Regions from separate parts of the Homo sapiens genome. Here region 2 is linked to region 1. The links are chromatin loops, found by intact Hi-C in ENCODE. Cell type or tissue: mammary epithelial cell. All regions are shown on one strand. Links, peaks and the distances in the headings refer to the core of each region. The heading gives the core; the rest is flanking DNA. Region 1 has its middle 100 kb from the start of MIR584. Region 2 has its middle 5.8 kb from the start of ADRB2.

Region 1 (5,387 bases), core at 273-5,272:
CTGACGATAAATAAATGCTTTATCCTGAAGGAGCTTAACTCTGAGCTTTGAAATTTAATTCTTTATGCCTCTGCCACAGATCTTCTCCTCTCCCCTCTCTGGAAATGAAGGCTGTAGATTTTCTACAATATCAGGGAACCTGCCCCGATAGTCACATAGGTTCTTTTCTATTTTCCCTAAGCATCAGCTGGGTTGAGAAATAAAGGGACAGAGTACAAAAGAGAGAAATTTTAAAGCTGGGCATCCAGGGGAGACAGCACATGTCGGTAGGTTCCGTGATGCCCCCTGAGCCATAAAACCAGCAAGTTTTTATTAGGGACTTTCAAAAAGGGAGGGAGTGTATGAATAGGGTGCGGGTCATGAAGATCACTTACTTCACAAGGTAACAGAATATCACAAGGCAAATGGAGGCAGGGCGAGATCACAGGACCACAGGACTGGGGTGAAATTAAAATTGCCAACGAAGTTTCTGACACCACTGTCATTGATAACATCTTATCAGGAGACAGGATTTGAGAGCAACCGGTCTGACCAAAATTTATTAGGTGGGAATTTCCTCTTCCTAACAAGCCTGGGAGTGCTATGGGAGACTGGGGTTTATTTCATCCCTACAGTTTTGACCATAGAAGATGGCCACACCCAAGGGGGCCGTTTTAGAGACCCACCCTCAGGGGCGCATTCTCCTTCTCAGGGATGTCCCTTGCTGAGAAAAAGAATTCAGCGATATTTCTCCATTTGCTTTTGAAAGAAGAGAAATATGGCTCTGTTCCACCAGCCTCACCGGCGGTCAGAGTTTAAGGTTATCTCTCTTATTCTCTGAACATTGCTGTTATCCTGTTCTTTTTTCAAGGTGCCCAGATTTCATATTGTTCAAACACACATGCTCTACAATTTGTGCAGTTAACGTAATTATCACAGGGTCCTGAGGAAACATACATCATCCTCAGCTGACAGGATTAAGAGATTAAAGTAAAGACAGGCATAGGAAATCACAAGGGTATTGATTGGGGAAGTGATAAGTGTCCATGATATCTTCACAATTTATGTTTAGAGATTGCAGTAAAGACAGGCATAAGAAATTATAAAAGTATTAATTTGGGGAACTAATAAATGTCCATGAAATCTTCACAATCCATATTCTTCTCCCATGGCTTCAGCCAGTCCCTCCATTCGGGGTCCCTGACCTCCCGCAACATACAAAGCTGGATTCCAGGTGTTTTCAATTCATTATTTAATTAATCAGTCTGCAAAGTATATAGTTAGGTATGCCCATCATTTAGGAAAATTAACACACAAGAACCAAAGAACTATACTTTGGTATAGAAATTCACATTACAAATGGGGCTTCTTTAAAGTGAGAGCCCTAAGTATACTCAGGATATGATTTGAATTGTAAAATATCTTTGCTTAACCACAACTCTTTTGGAATACACATAGAGCACACAATGAAGGCCAGTTCAAAGCCTGAGTGTCACAGATCCTTTCTACAAGACGATCTAGGGAAATGGTTCCCAGACCTCAGCATGCATCAGAGTCACCTAGACAGCTCATTAACATGCAGATTCCTGGGCCCTCCTCCAGAGCTGCCTTATCATTATCTCTGGGGGTGGAGCCCAGTAGTTTCTCTACTTAAGCAACTCTCCAGGTGACTGGATGCAGGCAGTCCAAGAGCCACACCTGTGCTAGGTCTTAAAGCTGCAGTACTCCTATGCCTGGAACAAAGCCACCCCACAGCTCCTGGCCCATTGCTCAGTGTGAGGCCATCCATGTGGAAGCCCCCTTTCACTCAAGAGCTGGACCCCAGGCTCCTTTGACACCAGCTGCAAATGCCACACACCAGCTGCCCCAGATAGCTCAGGTACAAGCCCCTCCTAATCAAAACCTCAGGCTTGAAATGCGTGCACAATTACACAGATGGCAAAGCAGAAGGCCACAGGGGAGACGGGACTCACCCAGCAGCAGTGGGCAAGCCAGAGAGCCATGTGGGGCAGAAGGTCTGCTCTTCTGGTCCCTCTGCCAGCCCTGCACAGCCTCCAGGTTTCTGCTACATGGCTCTTCCTCTCAGGATGAACTTGAGAATGAATTAGGTGTTCCTGTTATTATCTGTCTCCAAACATTGTCTTTCTCCTTCACACCAATCACAGTTGGTAGCTATGTAGTATTTTTTGACATTTGTCTTTCTAACTAGACGATGGACTTATTGAGACAGGAGCCTGTTTTGTACCCCAGAGTGTCTAGCACCTAAACAGTGCCCAGCGCATAGTAGAAAGTCAATAAATATGGACAGACAGAAGTTAAAATGATCTCTTCTACATAATAGAAAATAGAAATATTGAAAAAAAAAAAAAAAGAGAGAGAGGTTTGTCATGGCTAGAAACAAGTCTATGCCATGAAGCCCTGGGAGGCAGAGGGAACTTGCTCTCCCTCAGGCCTCAGTGTCCAGACTGAACTAAACAGTCTCTCCCTAGCCTTCCAACTCATAACAGTCTATAGACTTTAAAGAATGGATTGAATAGAAAATGACTGAACATTAGACTTCCACCTCTCTACAGGGGGTTGGGGTCCTAGAGGCCACCCGGCTTTATGGCTTCCCAGCTCCCTCTAGTGGCCAGGGCCATGTTACACTACAATTTTGTGATGGTCTTTGCTTATCAAATTGAGCTGCAATCAGTTATTTAGCTGAGTTAATAAATGAGTGTTATTAAACTGAGTTTAAGTTAGTTTAGAGGTCTGGCTTGAATATAATTAGTAACTTACATACATGTGGAGAGTATTAAACCCATTGAGTTCGTCGTTTATTAATTCAGCATCTCATGGCCCAGTGCCTAATCTATACCTGGGACAGTGCCAGGTGAAAGGATATAGCAATGAGCATGTCAGGGATCTCCACTGCCCATGGTGCTTATATCCTAGGGAGGGAAGGAGATATTCAGAAATTATGCAAAAGTGAGGTGTACACCAGTGGGGTGAGAGTCAAGAAGGAAATATGCAGAGCATTCATGTAGAATACAAGTGGTGGCCCCTCTTCAGGAAGGCTTCTCTGAAGAAACAACGTTTCAGCTTGGGTTTGAAACATGAGGAATAATTATCAAGGCAAAAGTGGGGAGACGGATTGGAAGGAAGGAAAAGGCAAGGAACTCTAGGCAAGAAAGAGCCCCATGAGCTTGAGGTAGTGACAGCGGGCCAGGGTTGCCTGGGTAATGAGCAGAAGACAAGGCTGAAGAAGTAGGTGGTGTTATTATTCCCATCAGTTTCCCACTAATGTGGAAACTGAGGCCCGGAGATGTGACATGAGCTGGTCATAGTGATGCAGCTTCTGGGTAGTGATAGAGAAAAGGGGGCCTGGGGCAGCCAGAGTGGATACTGCAGGATGGAAAGAGCTGGGCCAGGGAGACAGAGGCATGGGGTGGTTTGTGGGAGGGAGGGGGGCACACAGTTCCCAGTGTTCAGACAGCAGTTCTGGGAGGGATTCAGCGGTCATCTAGGCCTCCTTGTCCATGTGCCAGGGGAGAAAGCAGTGAACAGCAAATCTCCTTCACCCACATCCCCAGTACCCAGGCCTGCAGCAGCTGGGTCTGCATCACTGCTCCCCAGAGACACTCCCACCAGGCTCCCGCAGCCTCATGCAAAGCCCCAGTTCCCGTGAGCACCTCCATCTCTCATCCAAACTGTCCTCTCTCAGCCCATGGGCTCTTCAGTCCCAGGCTCTGTTGCCATCACCCTAGGGAGCAGTCCTCAGGAATGAGCTGTGCATGACGGGACCCTGCCCTCCCTGCCACCACCCCCACCCCGCTGCTGCCACTCTGAACTCCTGCCATGTCTCTCCTTTTGAGGTCTGCCCACTGACTGTTCTCCTCCTTCATACCACATTTCCCCATCTCCTAGCCTGGCTCATCCTCCAGATCTTGGCTTAGACATCCCTTCTTCCAGAAGCCAGCACCACTCTCCCTGGAACTCCTCTTCTGAATCCCCCTGGAGCACTGATCACACTGCATATTGGTTTCCTATTTCCTTGTCCACCTCCCCAGCTAAACTTGAGCACCCCCAGGTCAAGGACTACGTCTATCCCATTTTCTCCTATGTCCCAAGCAGCTAACACGGTGCCTGGCACTTAGAAAGTGCCCAGAACTATTTCTTAAATAAATGAATGAATTAAAATAAATGACTCTAAGCTGAGCCACCTGCTTTTTACCACCAGGCATTGTGTTTCTCATCTCCATCTGCCCATCAACCTCTGCCTTCATTATGTCTAACAAGGGGTTCCCTACTGCTGTAAAATAAAGAAAGCAGTCTGCCTCAGCCCAGACAGTGACTGGTCAGTCCTACTCATGGCAACTGCTGGTGTCCCCTAACTTCCCAGGAGAAAGTGCAGTCAGAAGCAATAAGGAGTTGTCTACATTTCAGGCTTGTTAGACATTCTCTCCCCCCAAAACGTGTTTTCCTGGTGACTAGGAATGCATTTCAAAGTTAGATTTTTTTTTTTTTTTACCAATTTATACAGCATTCTGAGGCTTGGCTTCCTCTGAGTGAGGCTCCAAATCATTAGAGACCCCGTGGCTAAAAACCCCATAGGAGACATCTTGTGCAGGGTAACCCCAATATGAACAAGCTTATTCTTCAGCTTGCATGCAAATGAGATCCTGGTGGTTCTGTTCAATCAATGGCATCTAGGTATTGAAGACATACTATGTGCCAGTCTGCATCAAATGATTCTGATCTGTGGAGAAGAGTCAGCTTTATCCCTGCCTTTCACAGAAGTGGCCTTCTAGCAGGAATTGTAGAATTAAGCAACTTATTACAATTATTCAATGACATGCAATGAGATGCAAGCTGAGGAGGATCCCTGAGCACCCTGAAGCTCCCTAGAGTGATGGCAACAGAGCCTGGGACTGAAGTACCTATGGGCTGAGAGAGGACAGTTTGGATGAGAGGTGGAGGTGCTAGGTGCCAAGATAGCTCAGCCTGAGTGTCCTGGCCTGAGTCAAAGTGGCTGCCCTAAAGCTGTGACCTTTGGCCTGAGAGCTAAAGGATGTGTAGGTGTTCACCAGGCTAAGGAAGGGAGAGAGTGTGTGCAGATGCAATGTGTGTGTGCACAGGTATATGTGTGTGCATGTATGTGTGTGCATATGCATGTGAGCATGTGTATGCTACAAGTGTATTGTGTGTGACGCATGTGTCCATGCATGTGTGTGCATGTGTAAGAGCATCTGTATGCCACAAGTATGTTGTTTGTGCATGTGTATGTTACAAGTGCATGTGTGTGTGGGTTGCAGATGCATGTATGAAAACATAGATGCCACGAGTATATTGTCCATATGTGTATGTCCATGTGAGAGCATATGCAGGTGCATGTATGTGAGCATGTGTGTACAAGTATATTGTGTGTA
Region 2 (5,387 bases), core at 278-5,277, 140 kb before region 1:
GAAAGTGAGACACAGAAAGGTTAAGTGACTTGTTTAGGATTTTATAACTAAGACTTGGAGAAAGGAGGAAACCAAGCAGTAGGCTCCAGAGCTGCTCCTAGGATCAGGCAACACTGGGTCTTTGCCTTTGCTTCTTCCCTTCTCTGAGCTGTTTCTCCCACTCCCTGACTGTTTTCTTTTGGGAGCTTTCCTTCCTCAATCACTTGCATACAAATCATCTCAAGGCAGCTGCTAGAGAATCAAACATTTGGACATCCCTCCAAATCCACCCCAAATGTTACCACTGTTCATAGGTTAATATATAAAAGGATTTTTTTCCTCTTAGATCAATTTATTTATTCATTCGAAGAACTGCCCTTAGAGAAACTAGTGTAATTTCCAGAAATTGGGGTTGTCCCAGGAAATCCAAGATGATGATAATGATGATGATGGTAATAATGATAAATAATTTTTTTTGAAACAGCATGCTAAGTTCCTTAAATGCATTATTTCATTTAACGTTCCAAAACATCCTCTGAGAGTGCTGCTATTCAGGCAGTGCTTCCACCATAATCGTGACCACCCACAGACACATCACTTCAGTTTCTCATCTCCTAATCATTATGATATTTTTAACTTCCATTTTGATGTCCAACCAAAACCTCAAATTCAGTATGGTAATATCTGAATTCATTGCCCCTTCCTGTCCTACAGCCACACTCAGTCCACTGCTCTCCTTGCACCCTGCTTGGTAATGGCCTCCTCCACTCTCTTGACTCATTCCCCCTTACCCCCCAGCCAATCCCAGTTATGCTGATTCGTTTTTTGTCATGACTTTTGGTTCTCTCCCTTCCTTTTCAAATCTAGTGTTTTATATATTCCGTCTATTTCTTCCAACTATCCAAGGCATTTTACCCTCGAGCCCTCTGAGGCCCAGAAGCCTAAAGCATATTGCCTGAAGCACACAGCTGATCAAGGACAGTGTCATCATTGGAACCCACATTCCTTCCTCTGGCTCCAAAGCCCATGCTCTTTCTATCACTGAAGTGTATCCCATTAGCACAAGTCCAGGACTGAGATACCTGCAGGTGTAATCAGAAATTATTTTAAATAATTTAGTAACAGTACTTTAAATAACAGTGTACTACTTAGGAGTTATTCCCTTTTCAATTTTCTTTCAACCTTTTAAAATAAATGGAGAAAGTCCCATCTGATGCTAGAATACTAACGGTATTGCAAATCTTCCTTTTCAATAAAAAGAGAGCAGGCCTAAGGCTCAGAACTTTGGCAAGCAACAAAATCTAGCTAGCATTTACTAACATTGTTTTGTCTTCATGGTTACTTTCTATTTATGGCAAATGACACGAGTTTTCCACGTGTGGTAATGGCAGTCATATAAAATTTTCTTTAAAAATAAATGCATTGAGTTTTAAAAATGAGTCAATAATTTTAAAAATCATAAAAGTTTTAAAAGTGAGTCAATAATTTAGAAAACTGTAGAACACCTGCTGTTCAGAATAGCATAAATCACAAAGATGAAATGTGAATAGCTGAAATATGGAGGATAAAAAAACATAATCAAGTTGTTGTGTAGGATATTGGCAATTTTTGCTTGTCAGCTCCATGGTACTTCTTCCGAATCAAAAATTTATCTCCTCAGTGGCCCTCAAAGCACTTTCTTCCCACTATAGGCTTGTTCAGTTTAGAGTAGACAGGCCCTTGGATGTTACCAAGCCCAACTTCCTATTTCATAAATGAAGATTGAGAAACAAGGCAACTTGCTTAAGGTTACAATAGAATATGAGAGCTGTTTTGGGACTAACACCTAGGTCTCCTAATCCCCCATCCATGCCCTCTCCACTGAACCAAACCGCTTCCATCATATATATATATATATATATATATATACACACACACACATATATATATTATATATATACATATATACATATATATTATATATACACATATATATTATATATACATACATATATTATATATATACATATATATTATATATACATACATATATTATATATACACATATATATTATATATACATACATATATAATATATATATTATATATAATATATATATAAAAATATATAGTATATATAATATATATATAAGATATATATATTATATATATGTGTGTGTGTATGTACATACATGTATATCTGAATGTGTGTGTGTGTGTGTATATATATATATATATATATACATTCACCATCACACAGTGTTCATTCCCATACCTGAAGGAGACTCAAGCAATTCCTCTCAGATTCAGCAAAAGAAGATTCAGTTAAGCACTATACCCTAAGGCATCCATTGCATTGTATGTAGTGACTTAATTTCTCTCTTATGTCCCTAGGAGGGTAAGAGATATGTCCCAGCTTTGGGAAAAATAATTTTCTGTAGGGCTTAATTCTCTTGCAAAATCCCAATTTGAGAAAAGCTGCTAGAGTGTAACCTCTTTGAATACTGATTCTTTTCAGACGAAGGAGTCTTTTGAACGGCCAACTGAAGTCTCCTCTGCTTTAATTTAATGCCGTCTCCTTTTGTTCAGTGCTTCTAAGATGTGGAGAATTTATTAGTATGTCTCATAAAACTCTAGTGTAGCAGGAAATTAAATTCATCTGGTATAATCAGCTGTTTGGAAAGATTTGCTGGTTGCTCTGCTCTAAGTTATGGTTGCCAAGGTGATTGCAAATTGATTGTTTGATGACTTGTTCTAGCATCTTTCCAGGTACTGATGTTAAGTTTAGACATAGACAAACCTAAGCAGGAATAAAAGAGGCCTACCATGATGGTAAAAGGGACTCTAGAACCAAGGGAACAAGGAATGTTTAACCTGAAGAGGTTTTGTTTGCTAAGGAGAACTTTAAGGGATTCTCCCAAAAGCTAGGACAGAGAAGAGACTTGTTTTCGGTGGCCTCAAGGGGGCAGACTTAAGATCCATGGGTAGAAGTGAGAAAATGGATTTCAGTTCAATACTGGGATAGCTAGAGAAATATGCACCTGCAAAAGGGGCTGGTAAGCTTGCTCTCTCTAAAAATACCTCTGAGTTTTGGTGGGTGCATTGTGTAAGAAGCTGACTAGATTGTGAGATGCTTCATTCAAAAAACGCTGACATCCCATCTAGCTATATTACTCAATGATAATAGTAACTTACAGAATCATTCTTCTTTCTAAAGAACCAAGTTTTGTCTGTTTTTTCAATTATTTTTTCACAGCAATCCAAATTAAAGGTAAATTAGCAATTATCCATGTTCAAAGGATCCTATCATACATTTCATACATGCGATTAGATAGGACCAATATGCATTCTATATCTATTTTTTGATTCAAAAATAAGATACTAACAGTAAGGTTTTTCTTCTACGGCAGTATGCTAAGCACTTGACATGCATTTAATCTCATTTAATGTAAATTTAATGGGATAATGCTGTACAGAGACATTTTTAAAGACAAGCATTTTAAACTATTGTTTGAAAAGAAATCTACAGATGTTTCTGTGCTCCAGGATCATACACAAGAAAGGACTCTTGTCTAAGCCAAGACCCAGTATAAGATTTTCCTAAGCATCCAGCTATTGGTGTGAGGGCATGCTCTGGCACCATGGAAGCTTACTCCTATTCAGACATTCATTAGGTAAATCCAGATATGAGGTTTTATTCCTGTTTGACAGGCTGGGAACGACAAATCAGTGTCTTAAGGGATTGACAAAATATGTAATTAGATGCTATCAATCACCATAAAAGAGCCTGCTTTTTCTTACATCAGATAAAGGTGCGTTTAGTCTACTAAGAACTTTCCAGTTCAAATGAAGCATTAACTCTCTAAGGTCATGTGAACAGTAAGCAGTGCTACTCGAACTCCTCTGCTGGGAAATAAAATAACAGCATTAGGCAGGGAAAACTTGTGAGGCCATGAGCAGACCTGGACTCCTAATTTTCCTTAACACTTTGGCCTGGACACTTCTTGTTTTTTCACTTCAGTAACCTCATTTGCAAACTTGGGGGAAATAAATTAACTGATATATTAAGCTCTTTCCCAGTCTAACTTTCTCTAAACCTAAAATCACAAAAGGAGGTCAGGAGAAAAGACTCTTAGTTAGCTGACTACATCTTGACATTTCTACCAGCTTGGTGAAGCAGCAGGGAAAGAGCGTGCATCCATTCGTCAAGGCTGGAGGGCAAAGGCCCAGAACTTCCTAATTGATATAAGCAGATTCTCCTTTTTTTATTATTATTATGCTTTAAGTTCTAGGATACATGTGCAGAACGTGCAGGTCTGTTACATAGGTATACATGTGCCATGGTGGTTTGCTGCACCCATCAACCTGTCATCTACTTTAAGTATTTCTCCTAATGCTATCCCTCCCCTAGGCCCCCACCCCCAAACAGGCCCTGGTGTATGATGTTCCTCTCCCTGTGTCCATGTGTTCTCATTGTTCAACTCCCACTTATGAGTGAGAACATGAGGTGTTTGGTTTTCTGTTCCTGTGTTAGTTTGCTGAGAATGATGGTTTCCAGCTTCATCCATGCCCCTGCAAAAGACATGAAGTCATCCTTTTTTATGGCTGCACAGTATTCCATGGTGTATATGTGCCACATTTTCTTTATCAAGTCTATTCTTGATGGGCATTTGGGTTGGTTCCAAGTCTTTGCTATTGTGAACAGTGCTGCAATAAACATACATGTCCATGTGTCTTTATAGTAGAATGATTTATAATCCTTAGGGTATATACCAGGTAATGGGATTGCTGGGTCAAATGGTATTTCTTGTTCTAGATCCTTGAGGGATTGCCACACTGTCTTCCACAATGTTTGAACTAATTTACATTCCTACCAACAGTGTAAAAGTGTTCCTATTTCTCCACATCCTTTCCAGCATCTGTTGTTTCCTGACTTCCTGTTTTTTTTTTGAGACGGAGTCTCACTGTGTCACCCCGGATGGAGTGCAGTGGCACAATCTCGGCTCACTGCAACCTCCACCTCCCAGGTTCAAGCGATTCTCCTGTTTCAGCCCCCAGAGTAGGTCAGACTACAGGCATGCCACAACTTCTGGCTAATTTTTGTATTTTTATTAGAGACGAAGTTTCACCATGTTGGTCAGGCTGCTCTCGAAGTCCTGACCTCAGGTGATCCACCCACCTCAGCCTCCCAAAGTGCTAGGATTACAGGCATGAGCCACTGCGCCCGGTCTGTTTCCTGATGTGTTAATGATCGCCATTGTATCTGGTGTGAGATGGTATTTCATTGTGGTTTTGATTTGCATTTCACTAATAACCAGTGCTGATGATCTTTTCTTCATATGTTTGTTGGCTGCATTAATGTCTTCTTTTGAGAAGTGTCTGTTCATATCCTTTGCCCACTTTTTCATGGGGCTGTTTGTTTTTTCTTG

Evidence for each region. Peaks named below come from ENCODE experiments on the same cell type or tissue, not always from the same donor. Only the 100,000 strongest peaks of a DNase experiment are listed, where the experiment ranks them.
Region 2: it touches region 1 in a loop (9-fold over the local background); 63 of 110 quality-filtered maps call a loop at or near these places.

Annotation. Positions count from the first base shown.
Region 1 is chr5:148,955,199-148,960,585 of GRCh38, forward strand. No RefSeq gene overlaps it. Among named protein-coding and RNA genes, the nearest start is that of MIR584, 100 kb to the right of the region's middle. RefSeq lists an enhancer at 1,219-1,791. In mammary epithelial cell, for the core only: a CTCF peak has its summit at 2,590 (motif pointing left); a DNase peak (open chromatin) is centred at 1,603; H3K27ac peaks cover 1,525 bases.
Region 2 is chr5:148,818,082-148,823,468 of GRCh38, forward strand. No RefSeq gene overlaps it. Among named protein-coding and RNA genes, the nearest start is that of ADRB2, 5.8 kb to the right of the region's middle. In mammary epithelial cell, for the core only: a CTCF peak has its summit at 2,922 (motif pointing right); no DNase peak of the experiment used is centred there.